Linked DNA regions of Mus musculus: region 2 is linked to region 1. Evidence: chromatin loops called from intact Hi-C (ENCODE). Cell type or tissue: left cerebral cortex. All regions are shown on one strand. Links, peaks and the distances in the headings refer to the core of each region. The heading gives the core; the rest is flanking DNA.

Evidence for each region. Hi-C counts contacts between places; a loop is a spot of excess contacts. Peaks named below come from ENCODE experiments on the same cell type or tissue, not always from the same donor. Only the 100,000 strongest peaks of a DNase experiment are listed, where the experiment ranks them.
Region 2: it touches region 1 in a loop (3-fold over the local background); 7 of 42 quality-filtered maps call a loop at or near these places.

Annotation. Positions count from the first base shown.
Region 1 is chr14:18,382,356-18,389,652 of GRCm38, reverse strand. No RefSeq gene overlaps it. Among named protein-coding and RNA genes, the nearest start is that of Ube2e1, 54 kb to the right of the region's middle. In left cerebral cortex, for the core only: no CTCF peak of the experiment used is centred there; DNase peaks (open chromatin) are centred at 2,169, 2,466, 2,683 and 3,135.
Region 2 is chr14:19,010,263-19,017,559 of GRCm38, reverse strand. It overlaps the pseudogene Gm6785 and the pseudogene Gm3778. Among named protein-coding and RNA genes, the nearest start is that of Gm41099, 28 kb to the left of the region's middle. In left cerebral cortex, for the core only: CTCF peaks have their summits at 3,807 and 4,541 (motif pointing right); no DNase peak of the experiment used is centred there.

The DNA.
Region 1 (7,297 bases), core at 1,156-6,155:
TGTATATGTGACATGAAAGCATAAGTCAAATGGTCTCGGAGAACGTCAGAGACGGACAGTGAGGGAGGGAGGATTGGTGTAAGCGGATGTACCCAAGGTGATTCTGTATGGATGTTGTACTGAAGAAAGAGGCAGAAGGCAGGGCAGGAAAGATAGCTCTGTGGTTCAAGAGCTCTGGTCTTTTCTCCAGATGACTGCAGTTTGACTGCTAGCCAATGCCTTCTTTCAGCCTCAGAGACACCAAACGCATACAATGGTACAGACATACATAGCAGCAAAACATCCAGAAAATAAAAACATAGAAAGAAAAAAGGGAAAGGGTAGAAAAGAAAGGAAGGCTAGGGAAGAAGGGAGACACACAGAGCAAAGGTCTAATTCTGGTGGAACACAGGCTTAGCATCAGACAAACCCAAAGGTCTGTCTCTGCACCCCTCATTTTAGTTCATTCCAGATGGCTCTCTACTTTCCCACCCAAACATTTCTTACTTATTAGACAATATTGGAGACAACACTTTAAAGAGAAAATATCTGTGAGCTGGATAACCATAAGATTTACTTAAGGGCAGGCCTGGTTGCTCATGTCTGTAAGCCCAGCCACTTGGGAGGTAGAAAAAAGAGAATCAAAAGTTCAAGACCAACGTTACCTACATCTTGAATTCAAGGTCAGTCTGGGCTATATAATTAGACACTATGTAAAACATAACAATAACAAAAAAATAGTGGGCAACAGAAAAGGATATGTAAAGGAGGTGTATTAGGGTTCTCTAGAGTCAGAAAATGTATGGAATGAATACACACACACACACAGAGGATTTATTGGAGTGACTTACAGGCTGCAGTTCAAATAACTCAACAATAGCTAGATGTGAATAAAAAGTCTGCGGATTCAGAAGTTGCCCAGTGTCACAAGGCTGGGTGTCTCAGCTAGTGTTCTATATGTGCTGGAATCTCAAAGATGGAGACTCCAGTGCTAGGCAGAAATCTCTCACAGGTGTGCCCTCCATTTCTGAATTGTAGTTCATTCCAGGTATAGTCAAGATAACAACCATGAATGGCCATCACAGGAGGGAAAGAAAAGGAAAGAAGGTGGTAGGGGAAGGGGGAAGAGAGGCGGGAGGAGGGGAGGGAAGAGGGGAGGACAGCTTATGTCAGGGCTTCTGTCAGACTGAATCTCAGCTTTGCTTCCTGTGGTAACCATCACCCAGTGGGTCTGTTGGGAATTAAATGAGATGTTGCAGCTAGACCCAGAACTCAGTGCTCAGGAGAGCTCAGAGAATGGCTTTCCTGGTTAGCCACCACTCATCAGGATGGCAGCCTACTGTGCTGTTGCTGTTCCTGGGTAGTTTTTTGCTTTCACATCTCCATAACAGTCTCTCATGATTTCATTCAAAGGAGGAAGGCTCTGGGAGCTTTCTGTGTGCAAAATGTTGGAGTGGCCAGGCTTCCCTAGGAACCTAATTATGCCACCACGATCTTTGCTTCTGGTATCTAAAATAAAGGCCACCCTGAATCTTGTGCTTTCTTTGTGACCAAAGAACACCTGGCTAGACTGTTCTTGCCAATACATAATTACCACAGTACTCAGAAGAGTTCCAGAGACAAAGTTCCCAGAGATGGAACACACTCCTCTCCTAACCTTCTCAAGGAAGTCAGGGTTAGAATCACTGCTACGTGTCCCATGGCCTGCCTGTGACAGTGTCACATATCTCTGTTGTCCCTAAGTGATTATTAATAGCAATCTTTTTTCTTTTAATTATCCAAGTTTGAGTAATAAATTAGTTCTCTTAATCATAATGAAAGTTAATGAGCAAAGAACGAGTTACAAAAATGAGAGAAGGCAGGCTAACTCAGGAACTCTCTGTGCGTTTGTTAGGTAGGGAATTCAGCCCACGAACACATCAGTTAAACACAGCAGGCTATGGTATGTCTTCAAGTTAGAGACTGAGATGTGATCAGGCCATGCGTCCTCACACAGGTCCTGCACAGTCGGTTGGGCAGGGGACCATCACTTTGCCATTTGGTGGTAGTGTGCACACAAGCATATTGGTGGCAGTGTGCACACATTCACAAGCCTGTTCCCTTCACTTGTCACTTGCCTTCCCACAACCTCCTGAAAGGAGCAGAGCCACCCTGTGGATTTGATCTCTCCCCCACCCTGCTGCCTCACTTCCTGTCAAGTCCTTGGTCATGGTGCTTGTGACTGTCCCTTTCTTCTTCCCTACCCACACCCTGTCCTCTTTAGCTCATACTTACGCAGGTAATTTCCAGAGACTAAACTGGTCTATTTATCCTCTTCCTTCCTGACCAGCCTTCATCCTAGCACATATGACTCAATGCTGATATCCAAGGCCTTGGCTGGCTTCCTGCAAAGACAAAAGCCAAAGGTGCCTTGGAAGCCCAGGCCCTGCCTGCTCAGTTGACCCCAGTTTTCCTGTATGCCATGTTCCCTGTGAAGCTCCTAGAAGCCAGCATCCCCATCTTGATGTAGTGGTCATAGTGGCCCTAGTCAGGCAATCTGAACCTTGAACCTGTCTGAATACCTCAGTGTAATTACTGCATGTAGCTATTTATATCTGACTCCCCAGCTAATAGCCATCCAAATTACCAAGCTTGTACTGTACTGCAACAAGCACACAGGCTGAGAGTTGGCTCTCTCCTTGGCTCCTCCATAAAGAATGAAAACCATTTCCCACTCCTTCCCCACCCCCTCCCTCTTTCCTCAAGTCCAGAAAGCCGGCTTCTAGTTAAGCTGGAAAAATCAGCACCCTGCCTGTACATCTCCTGTGAAGAAGCCTGTCCATAGGAGATTGTTTTGAGAGATTAAAAACTGATAGCTCAGACCAGCTTTGATCTGGGCTATGAAATATTTTACATGAAATGTAAATGCTAGTCAAAAATTTCAAAATACAGATCTACAAAAATCTAAATTTTGACACTGTGATGGTTAACTCCAATCAATTAACATGTAAGCTTGTGAATGATCCTATGAGGAATTGTCTTAACCTTAATCAGGAAGATCCACCCTAAATTTAGCCACACCTTCTGCTGGCAGCCCACATAGAAGGACAGAGAAGGGAACTTTGCTTTTTGCGAGTTGCTCTGCTCTCACCAGCACGACCATCTGTCTTGCTGCTCACGTGCTCCTTTACTTGTGTGTTCAGGAGTCCAGTGTGCACTGAAGAACAGCAGCTGTCCAGGAATTCCCCAGAGCTCTGGTACCAGACTGGGCATGCTAATACAGCCAGATTTATAGACTGAAAAGCAACCAATTCTTGGCTTTTTGACACAAAACAGCAATTGCTGAACACCTTGGACCCGAGCCTGTGAGCCAGTCTAGTAAATCCTGATGAATATACTTTTTCATTCTATCAGTTCTGTTCCTGTAGAGAACCATGACTAACACAGGTGTACTCTATAAACACTCACACAATTAAATTCTGGGCCCACCCACATTCTCACATGGCTACATGTGACAAACTCAAAGAGAAGCTGCTCAAATACTTTGCATTTTCCACAGCCCCACCAGTCCCTAAGGACACGCATCTCCTGCACCAGACACAAACATGCCTCTCCAAGCATCTGAGTTACAAGCATCACTCTGGCCTAGAATCAAAGTCAGATAGGATGAGGAGTTCAAGGTCATCCTTGTCTAAGCAGAGGCATGTGTCAAATAACCCCGCACTGGGGCAGAGAAATAGATAGGTCCTAGGGGCTTGCTATCCACACAGTCCAGTCCAAATAATGAGCTCCAGGTTCAGTGAAAGACCAAGTTTCAAGAGAAAAAAAAAATGTGAAGAGGGCTGGAGAGATGACTCAGTGGTTAAAAGCAATGGGTGTTCTCCATAGGTCCAGACCCAGGTTTCATTCCCAGCACCCACATGATTGTTCACGGTTGTTAACTTCAACTCCAGGGGATCTGGTGCCCTCTTCTGGCATCACAGGCATGCAAGTGGCTCACAAATATACATGAAGGCAAAACACAAATAAATAAAAAAAAGGTGTAGAGCAATTGAGGAAGACACTGAATGCCTGGGCAAGCAAAACAACAGACACTCCTACAATAAACAAATGAATGAATTAATTAATGCAAAAACTTTTTTAAATGAACTAAATTGTGGGGCTGGTAAGATGGCTCTGTGGATAGAAATGTTTGCCACCCACGACTGATTAATTCAGTTCAATGCCTAGAAGATTTGGTAGAGGAGAAATATGACTCCCGAAAGTTATCCACCAACCAGCTCAAGAGTGTCATGGCAGTCACATGCCCACATTCATATGCACATACACACATATCATATAACATAATAAATTTAAAAAGTCTAAATGTTTAACAGCCAACTACATTGAGGTGAAAATCTTAGTCAGAATGGCTGTCATTGGAGCAGGGGGAGGGTAGGGGACAATAGCCAGTCTAGTGGTGCCCTTCTGAAATCCCAACACTGGAAGTCCTAGACTCCTTCTTGGAGGGCAGACAGTATGAGACTTGTCTTATGAATAAATAAATCCAAATAAATAAATCCTCAAAATCACAGATTAAAAGCATGTGTCCCCTCTAGGCCCAACAAATATAGATGATATTGTATAGCCATGTTCAAAATATATAATCATCATAGCTATTTTCTATTGCTATGAAGAGACACCATAACCAAGTCAACTTATAAAGTAAAGCATTTAATTAGGGGCTTGCTTACAATTTTGAGGGCTAGTCTATTATCATCATGGCAAGGAGCATAGAGGCAGCCAGGCATGGTGATAAAGAAGTGCTGAGAGCGCACATCTAATCTGCAAATTACAGGAAGAGGGAGACTGGCCCTGGTATGAGTTTTTGAAACTTCAAAGCCCATCCTCAGAGAAACACATCCTCCAACAAGACCACATCCTCTCATCCTTCCCAAACAGTTCCATTAATTGGGCACTGAACATTCAAACATATGAGCCTATGGAGGTCATTCTCATTTAAACCACCATAATAATGTACTATATAAAACTCTCAGGACATTAGTTTTATACATATTTGTCATCTATTTTCATTGAATACCTTAAAATTATTAGTTATATGTGTATGTATGTGTCTTCGTGGGAGCATACGCACATGAATATGAGAACTCAGAGAAGTTAGAAGAGAGTGTAGGATCCCTAGGAGTGAGAGTTATAGATAGAGCTATCAAAGCTGGGTGCTATGAAGCAAACTCAGGTCCTCCTCAAGAATAGCATGTGCTCTCAACTGCTGAGCCTCCTCTCTAGCCCCATCAACAATTTTTAGGGTACCAGATTCTTGTGCAGTTTCCCAGGGTCACTCTGAAATTCTAGGCTCAAATGATGGATCCTGCTGTCTCAGACTTAGAGTATTTTGATCTATAATTGTGTGCCAGTGTGCCCAATGAATACTCATTAAGTGCCAACTACTAGGAGATAGAGTAAGTATCACCAGCTCTCCATGTGGGAACCAGAGGGAAGCTGCCAGTGCATCTTCTACAAGTCCCAGGAACTTGGGCCAACTAGATAGTGAAGTGGGTAAAGTTTCATCTGAGCAAGCCCTATAACCCAAGTTCAATCCCCAGCACCCACATAAAAATAGTTTAAAATAATTGATTTCACAAAGTTGTCTTCTGACTTCCACAGTTGTGCATTGCACAGAAGCACCACCATAGACACACACACACACACACACACACACACACACACAAGATGCACATGCACATGCACATCCAAGAACCCAGAAATTACCAACCAGATGAATGACTATGCCAGCCCGGGATACTAGAAAACAATTCAGCATTTTTGCTCTGCTTGTGTTTGTTACAATGGAGACTTTCTTGGCAGCTTGCCTGAGTGCAGGATGGGAGTTCAGTACCCTCACCAGCCTTGAAGTCCAGTTCCATTTCTTTCAAGTAGTTACTAAAGCTTTAATGCAAAGCAATGCATGGCTTATTTCAAAGAACAAAAGAACTGGCCAGGCTTTCTAGTATCTTACAACTCCAAGTGTAGCACAAACTGGTTCAAATGGCATCTATCTCCCTTCAGAGTTAAATAAAATGTGGACTCTCTGACATTCAGTTAACTCTGGAAGCAGACACTGCAGTGTTTATTGTGGGGCTAAAGGAGACAAGCTCCTGGGATGAAGGCTATGACATCAGGCCTGATGACCTGAATGTAGTCTCCAGAATCCACACAGTGGAAGGCGAAAGGGAACTCCAACAAGTTGCTCTCTGACCTTCACACAGGCGCCCCATGGCACATGTGCAAGCACTATGCACACCCACAAAATCATCATAATAAAAAGCTTTAATTGTGAAGTGTCTTAGTCAATCGAGATTATTTTCACATTTATTTGTGGTCCTCACTCAGCCCATTCACAAAACTCATAAAATACTAACTGTACACACACTAAACAGGTCACTTTTCATCTTCTTGTTCTTCTTTCTTCCATGTTGTTATTTTTGTTTCGTCTTGTATATGTACTGGAGATCCAGCCCAGAGAACCATATGAGGTATGGGAAGCCTCTACCACTGAGCTACTTCACCAGTTCTTTATACATTTTCTGGCAGAGTCCCAAGCTGTCTAAAGTTGTGGTCCTGGTTCCTCAGGCTCCTGAGTTGCTAGGATTGTAGGCATGTGCTGCCATGCCCTATACCAGGCTTCCTTCTCTGTGTGACTATTCCAAATACCTCCTATGAGCAGAATCACACAGTGTTTGTACTTAATATGACTGGTTCATTTCAGTTACCAATGTCCTCAAATGTTGTTAATGTTGCAACAAAATCTGCTTTTCTTTTTCCTTTTTCCTTTCGTTTGTTTCTTTGTGGTTTTGTTGGTTTATTTATTTGATTGTTTGTTCTGTTTTTCCTTACTGGAAATTAAATCCAGAATTTTCTGTATACCAAGCAAGTGTTCTACCACCGAGCTGTGCCCCAGGCCTTTTAAGTTTTGTCTTGAGACAGGATCTCTTTAAGGTGTCCAGCATAGGCGTAAACATAAAGCTAGCTGGCTTTAAAACTTCACTTTTCCTGCTCCATCTACCTCAGATCCCCCAAAAGCTGGGATTACAGGAATGAACAGGCGTGCCCCATGAAAACTCTACATCCTGACAGGACCTTCCTTGTATGTTTCATATGAAGAGCCCAGTTCCTGAGAGCAGATGAGGTAGAAAACGGAAAGCCAAAAGGGACAGTCCCAGCAGGAAGCCAGTACTCTACTTGAGGATCTCATCCTGGGTCTAATCCTCCAACATGGATGGCTAAACTAGCCTAAGCAAAGGCGTAAAGAGTGTGAATTGCTGTGACTAACTCGGCAGCA
Region 2 (7,297 bases), core at 1,128-6,127, 630 kb before region 1:
CTATAGGGTTGCAGATCCCTTTAGCTCCTTGGGTACTTTCTCTAGCTCCTCCATTGGGAGCCCTGTGATCCAGTATAGCATTGGAAATGTAAATGAGCTAAATACCTAATAAAAAATGGAAAGAAAAAAAAAAAGAAGTCTCCTTTGTACCGTTAACTGGCCCTTCGTAAGTATACTTCCATTCTGATCTCTCTTTAGCCAGTGTGTCAAGAGATAGTTTCCTGACTTCAGCCATTTCAGGAAGAAAATCCACCTTGCTAGCAGAGACAAAATTGAGTTCATGTTCCCAGACCCTGAAATTCAACTCCTATTCTTTCTTCTTCAGATATTTCATGTTTGTCTGTTAACCAGTAAAGGATTCAAAGAGGAAAATTGCCATTATTTGGTTTTCTAACTAGGCACATAAGTCATAAATGTGTTTGCTACCTGTATTAATTGATTACATGCAGCTTGCCCACTTCTTTGAGTCCAGAAGGGGACCTTCTTGGCAAGTTTCATCTGCATAATACAAAACATATGGATACGTGAACGCTATTTTATCCAGATGCTTGACATCATGAGTACTTGGTTTAAGTCCTGGAGAACATTTTACTGTGACATGTAATGAATATGCTTATCTTTCTATTGCAAGGCCCTATAAACATCAGCAGGACAGGCAAACATGCAAACAGAGCAGATAAGCCAAACATATTCTTCAGGTTTCCATCCGTAGCATCTGTCTCCTTCCAAGTAGGCACACTGTCACAACATTTGTGCAGATACACAGAAAGCACCAAGATCGGTGGCTGCATGGTCCAGTGTTCCTGTGAAGGGAAAACCAACCTGCTCTAATGCTTTCCTTGAGGCTACCCTTTTTAGTAAATTGAAAACACATAGTACTCCAAAGCACGTTTCTGTCCATTTTTCTTTATTACTTTAAACACTTCATGCTAAAATGTCTAGCACATAAGGACACATAAACTATCAGTTTAAAACCAAACAAACTCATTTAGTCCTATTTCATTTACATTCTTCCTGACAGTTAAGTATGTGCATGAAGCTGAGCATGGTAGTACATAGACACTGGGGCAATAGTGTTGAGAATTTCAGGCAGCATAAGCCACATAGCAAGACCTGCCTCAATAACCACAACTATGATAATATCATATGTGTGTGTACTAGAAAGCCAAGCCAATAAATAATAGGAATCATAGAACTATAGAGTCTAAATTTCATTGGCTTTTCTTATCAAAAGTAAGGGTGTCTAAAGGCAGAATTGATGTATGTCATGGAGACTTTTTATGTCCAAAATTCTCAGTCTTCCTGTCTCCATATCCCATGTGCTTGGAATTTAGATGTGATAGAGTATTCTCATACTTCTTGCAAACCTATCACAATATACAATGTGCAGTTAAACTTTTCTGAGACAATGACCTCTCTTTTAAATATAGTTTATAAGCAGTTCTCTTTGATTTTTTTGGGGGGACAAGAGATCATTCTGTAGCCCAGGCTATCCTAGACCTGTCTGTGTTGCTCAGATGGTCTTGAACCATGACAGTCCTGCCTCAGCCTCCCTAGTGCTGAGATTACACCTTCCAATGGTTTATCAGCTACCTCATCACCCACAAGAGTTTAGCAGACTCAGGTTCACAGCAAGGCCACTGACACAGGCGATTTTTGAAGGGGGAAAAGCAACATGATTTGCCTATGGACAGAGAGGCAGTGGGAACAGGCATACAATGGGAGGAGATTTGTCTGGTAAAAGTCAGAACACATCCAAAGGGATCTACACAATGGTTTCTCAGGATGTCTTCCTTCTAAAGAATCAGTCTCCATACTGGAACTTAAACCTGGAAGTTTATGTGACATTCTTCGTGATCTACAATGGGAAGGTGTTTGATCTGCTCAACAAAAGGCCAAGTTACATGTGCTGGAGGACAGCAGGCAGCAACTGCAGGCTGTGGGACTGCAGGAGTATCTGGTTACCTCTGCTGCTGATGTCGTCAAGATGATCAACATGGGCAGTGCCTGCAGGACTTCTGGACAAACATTTGCCAACTCCATTTCCTCCTGCTCCCACGCCTGCTTCCAGATTCTTCTTTGAGCTCAAGGGAGATTACATGGCAAATTCTCTTTGGTGGATCTGACAGGGAATGAACGAGTGGCTGACATGTCTAGTGCTGACCGGCAGACTCACATGGAGAGTGCAGAAATTAACAAGTCTCTCCTGCCTCTGAAGGAATGTATCCGGGCTCTGGGACAGAACAAGGCTCATACACCATTCTGTGAGAGCAAGCTGACATAGCTGCTGAGGGCGTCGTTCATTGGAGAGAACTCAAGGACCTACATGACCACCATGATCTCACTAGGCATAAGCTCCTATGAATAAATGTTCAACATGCTGAGATACACAGACAGAGTCAAGGAGCTAAGCCCTCACAGTGGGCCCGGTTGAGAGCAGTCAGTTCAGATGGAAACTGAAGTGATGGAAGCCAGCTCTAATGGGACTTCTCTGGCTGGCAATGAAGAGGAGCTGTCTTCCCAGATGTCCAGCTTTAATGAAGTCATGACTCAGATCAGGGAGCTGGAAGAGAGGGCCCTGGAAGAGCTCAGGGAGATCACACAGCAAGGCCCAAGCTGGCTTGAGCTCTCTGAGATGACAGATCAGCCAGACAATGACTTGGAGACCTTTGTGAACAAGCCAGAATCTGCCCTGACACAGTAGGCTAAGCAGGCTAGGCACTTCTCAAGGCCTGTGTCTAGTCATGCAACTAGAAGAACAGGCTAACAAATAAATAAACAGCAAGAAACGGCACCAATGATGACTTCAAATAAAGATCTGTTTGATAACATGCTAGCCTCTTCCCCTCCCCCAAAAACTTTGGGCACCTTCTGGCTTTGGTTAGGAACTGAGTTGGACAGATTGGGTAAATGTCAGGTTCCGGACATCATGCCCAGGAAAACTGAGGAGAGATGATGTTCTTTTCCTTGGTTTGGGGCAGGAAGAAGGAGTTTTAATGACTGCATCCTCTTCTCCCCCCTGTTGAAGGGGACTGCCATTTGGGTGGTTCCCCTGTAGAGAATCCAGCTGCTGGTAGAAACACTGTTAGGTGCAGGCTCTGGAAGAGAAGCAGTGCTTGTCTGCCTCCTGCTGCCTCTGGCCTTGCAGCATCACCCTTGGTCTGAGCACTCTCATGGTTTTATACTTTCAGAAAAAGGTTTAAAGACCTCTTTGGGTTTTGTTTTGTTTTGTTTTGTTTTTTTTGAAGCTTTTTATGTTCTTGCTTGTTATGTATTTATATGTTGTACCTAACAATAAAGAAAGAAGAAAAAAATAAATATTTTACACTAGTTATAAATACCCCAAACACAAATACTTTAAACTTTATCAAGACAAGATTAAATGCATATTTTAATAAAATTAAATCTAAAATACTTAAAATTATATTTATCTACTTTATGAATATCTGTTATAATAAAACTGCACTAATTAACATTTTAAATATCTTTTGATACATTAATGTAACAGCAGCTATATTAGCAATAACATAGTGATCACATTTTATATGACATTTGAACTGTTCTCTTCTGTTCATGCCCCATTTAACAAACAAAACTTGAAATACAGTATGTATATTTGCCATTGATATTGCAGCTCTCCCCAGAGAAATTGGAACTAACTTCTGGAAGGACCTTCACTTTTCTACAATGTGACTTTCATCTGTGTCAGAGATTTAGTCTTATTCTGTTCATTTGATGACACTGTTCTTAATCCTATTAAGCAGATATTTTGAGATTAAGAAATTTTAGTAGCACTTAAAATGAAACACTAGAGGGCAGGTTGAGCACATAAGAATGACCTTATCTACTTTATACAAATGTGGATGGGTTTGTGGGTTTTTTTTTTCATTAATTTATTTATTCACTTTACATCCCAATATCAGCCGCCCCCCCCACCTCTCCTCCTAGTCGCTCTCTCACACAGATCCTCCCCCACTCCCCCTTCCCTTCTCATGGGAGGGGTGTTGCTTTGAGACAGTTTCACTAGGTAGGCTAATCTGGAACTCCCTATAAAGGCCAGGCTGACCGCAAACTCATAAAGATTGGCTGGCTTCTTCCTCTGGAATGCTGGGATTAAATGTACGTGCTAATCTTTACAGACAACAAACGTGGTTTTATTGTTTGTGATCTTTTTTTGAACCAGAATCTTTTTAAACTCATATGTAGGCAAAGATGACATAGAACTCTGATTCTCTTCCATTCCCCAGTCTCCATTTCAGAGACAGCCTGTAGGTTGTTCCCTTGGGTCATCAATTACAGTTGGATCTTAGCAGCTAAATTCTAGATCTTGAGGCAAATAGTAATAACAGTTAATAGGTTGGTTTTCCAAGAGAAAGACAACGAAAACAGAAAAGTTTTCCTGAACTACTACACACCATTTTAGGAGAAAGAAATTAAGCTAGATGGTAATGTTTAGAAAACAATAGTTTACATTAACATTTGCACCTCAGGCATCTGGAAACTCTTCTGGAAAAAGAATGGCAACCTTAAATTCCCACAGTGTGGGAAGCCGCCCCCACATTCGCCGTCACAAGATGGCGCTGACATCCTGTGTTCTAAGTGGTAAACAAATAATCTGCGCATGAGCCAAGGGTATTTACGACTACTTGTACTCTGTTTTTCCCGTGAACGTCAGCTCGGCCATGGGCTGCAGCCAATCAGGGAGTGATGCGTCCGAGGCAATTGTTGTTCTCTTTAAAGAGGAAAGGGGTTTCGTTTTCTCTCTCTCTTGCTTCTTGCTCTCTTGCTTCTTACACTCTGGCCCCATAAGATGTAAGCAATAAAGCTTTGCCGTAGAAGATTCTGGTTGTTGTGTTCTTCCTGGCCGGTCGTGAGAACGCGTCTAATAACAATTGGTGCCGAATTCCGGGACGAGAAAAAACTCCGGACTGGCGCAGGGAAGATCCCTCATTCCGGAACCAGAACTGCGGATCACGTTTATAAAGGTTCCCGTAACACAGACTGTTGAGAAGGATTCAACTGCCGAATTCAGAACTCATCAGCTGGGGAACGACGGTGATAAAGATTCCCGTAAAGCAGACTGTTAAGAAGGATTCAACTGTATGAATTCAGAACTTTTCAGCTGGGGAACGAGAGTACCAGTGAGTATGTTTGGCCTTGAATTTTTTCTGGTGTTAGGAGCCCTTTTGTTCTTTTTCACATGTTATCAAGTGATTAAGATAGGGCTGAAAATTCTAGAGGAAATTCAGGACAAGCTATCAGAAGTAAAGCGGGAAGAAAGAGTAGGAACAAAGAGGAAGTATGGTACACAAAATAAGTATACAGGCCTTTCCAAGGGTCTTGAACCCGAGGAAAAGTTAAGGTTAGGTAGGAATACCTGGAGAGAGATTAGAAGAAAAAGAGGAAAAAGGGAGAAGAAAAAAGATCGATTAGCGGAGGTCTCTAGGAGATACTCGTCACTAGATGAGCTCAGGAAGCCAGCTCTTAGTAGCTCTGAAGCAAGTGAAGAATCCTCCTCTGAGGAAACAGACTGGGAGGAAGAAGCAGCCCATTACCAGCCAGCTAATTGGTCAAGAAAAAAGCCAAAAGCGGCTGGCGAAAGTCAGCGTACTGTTCAACCTCCCGGCAGTCGGTTTCAAGGTCCGCCCTATGCGGAGCCCCCGCCCTGCGTAGTGCGTCAGCAATGCGCAGAGAGGCAGTGCGCAGAGAGATGCGCAGAGAGGCAGTGCGCAGAGAGATGCGCAGAGAGGCAGTGCGCAGAGAGGCAGTGCGCAGAGAGGCAGTGCGCAGACTCATTCATTCCCCGAGAGGAACAAAAGAAAATACAACAGGCATTTCCAGTCTTTGAAGGAGCCGAGGGTGGGCGTGTCCACGCTCCGGTAGAATACGTACAGATTAAGGAAATTGCCGAGTCGGTTCGTAAATACGGAACCAATGCTAATTTTACCTTGGTGCAGTTAGACAGGCTCGCTGGCATGGCACTAACTCCTGCCGACTGGCAAACGGTTGTAAAAGCCGCTCTCCCTAGTATGGGCAAATATATGGAATGGAAAGCGCTTTGGCACGAAGCTGCACAGGCGCAGGCCCGAGCAAACGCAGCTGCTTTGACTCCAGAGCAGAGAGATTGGACTTTTGACTTGTTAACGGGTCAGGGAGCTTATTCTGCTGATCAGACAAACTACCATTGGGGAGCTTATGCCCAGATTTCTTCCACGGCTATTAGGGCCTGGAAGGCGCTCTCTCGAGCAGGTGAAACCACTGGTCAGTTAACAAAAATAATCCAGGGACCTCAGGAATCCTTCTCAGATTTTGTGGCCAGAATGACAGAGGCAGCAGAGCGTATTTTTGGAGAGTCAGAGCAAGCTGCGCCTCTCATAGAACAGCTAATCTACGAGCAAGCCACAAAGGAGTGCCGAGCGGCCATAGCCCCAAGAAAGAACAAAGGCTTACAAGACTGGCTCAGGGTCTGTCGAGAGCTTGGGGGACCTCTCAGCAATGCAGGTTTAGCGGCTGCCATCCTTCAATCTCAGAACCGCTCCATGAGCAGAAATAATCAGAGGACATGTTTTAATTGCGGAAAGCCTGGGCATTTTAAGAAAGATTGCAGAGCTCCAGATAAACAGGGAGGGACTCTCACTCTTTGCTCTAAGTGTGGCAAGGGTTATCATAGAGCTGACCAGTGTCGCTCTGTGAGGGATATAAGGGGCAGAGTCCTTCCCCCACCTGATAGTCAATCAACTGATGTGCCAAAAAACGGGTCATCGGGCCCTCGGTCCCAGGGCCCTCAAAGATATGGGAACCGGTTTGTCAGGACCCAGGAAGCAGTCAGAGAGGCGACCCAGGAAGACCCACAAGGGTGGACCTGCGTGCCGCCTCCGACTTCCTATTAATGCCTCAAATGAGTATTCAGCCGGTGCCGGTGGAGCCTATACCATCCTTGCCCCCGGGAACCATGGGCCTTATTCTCGGCCGAGGTTCACTCACCTTGCAGGGCTTAGTAGTCCACCCTGGAGTTATGGATTGTCAACATTCCCCTGAAATACAGGTCCTGTGCTCAAGCCCTAAAGGCGTTTTTTCTATTAGTAAAGGAGATAGGATAGCTCAGCTGCTGCTCCTCCCTGATAATACCAGGGAGAAATCTGCAGGACCTGAGATAAAGAAAATGGGCTCCTCAGGAAATGATTCTGCCTATTTGGTTGTATCTTTAAATGATAGACCTAAGCTCCGCCTTAAGATTAATGGAAAAGAGTTTGAAGGCATCCTTGATACCGGAGCAGATAAAAGTATAATTTCTACA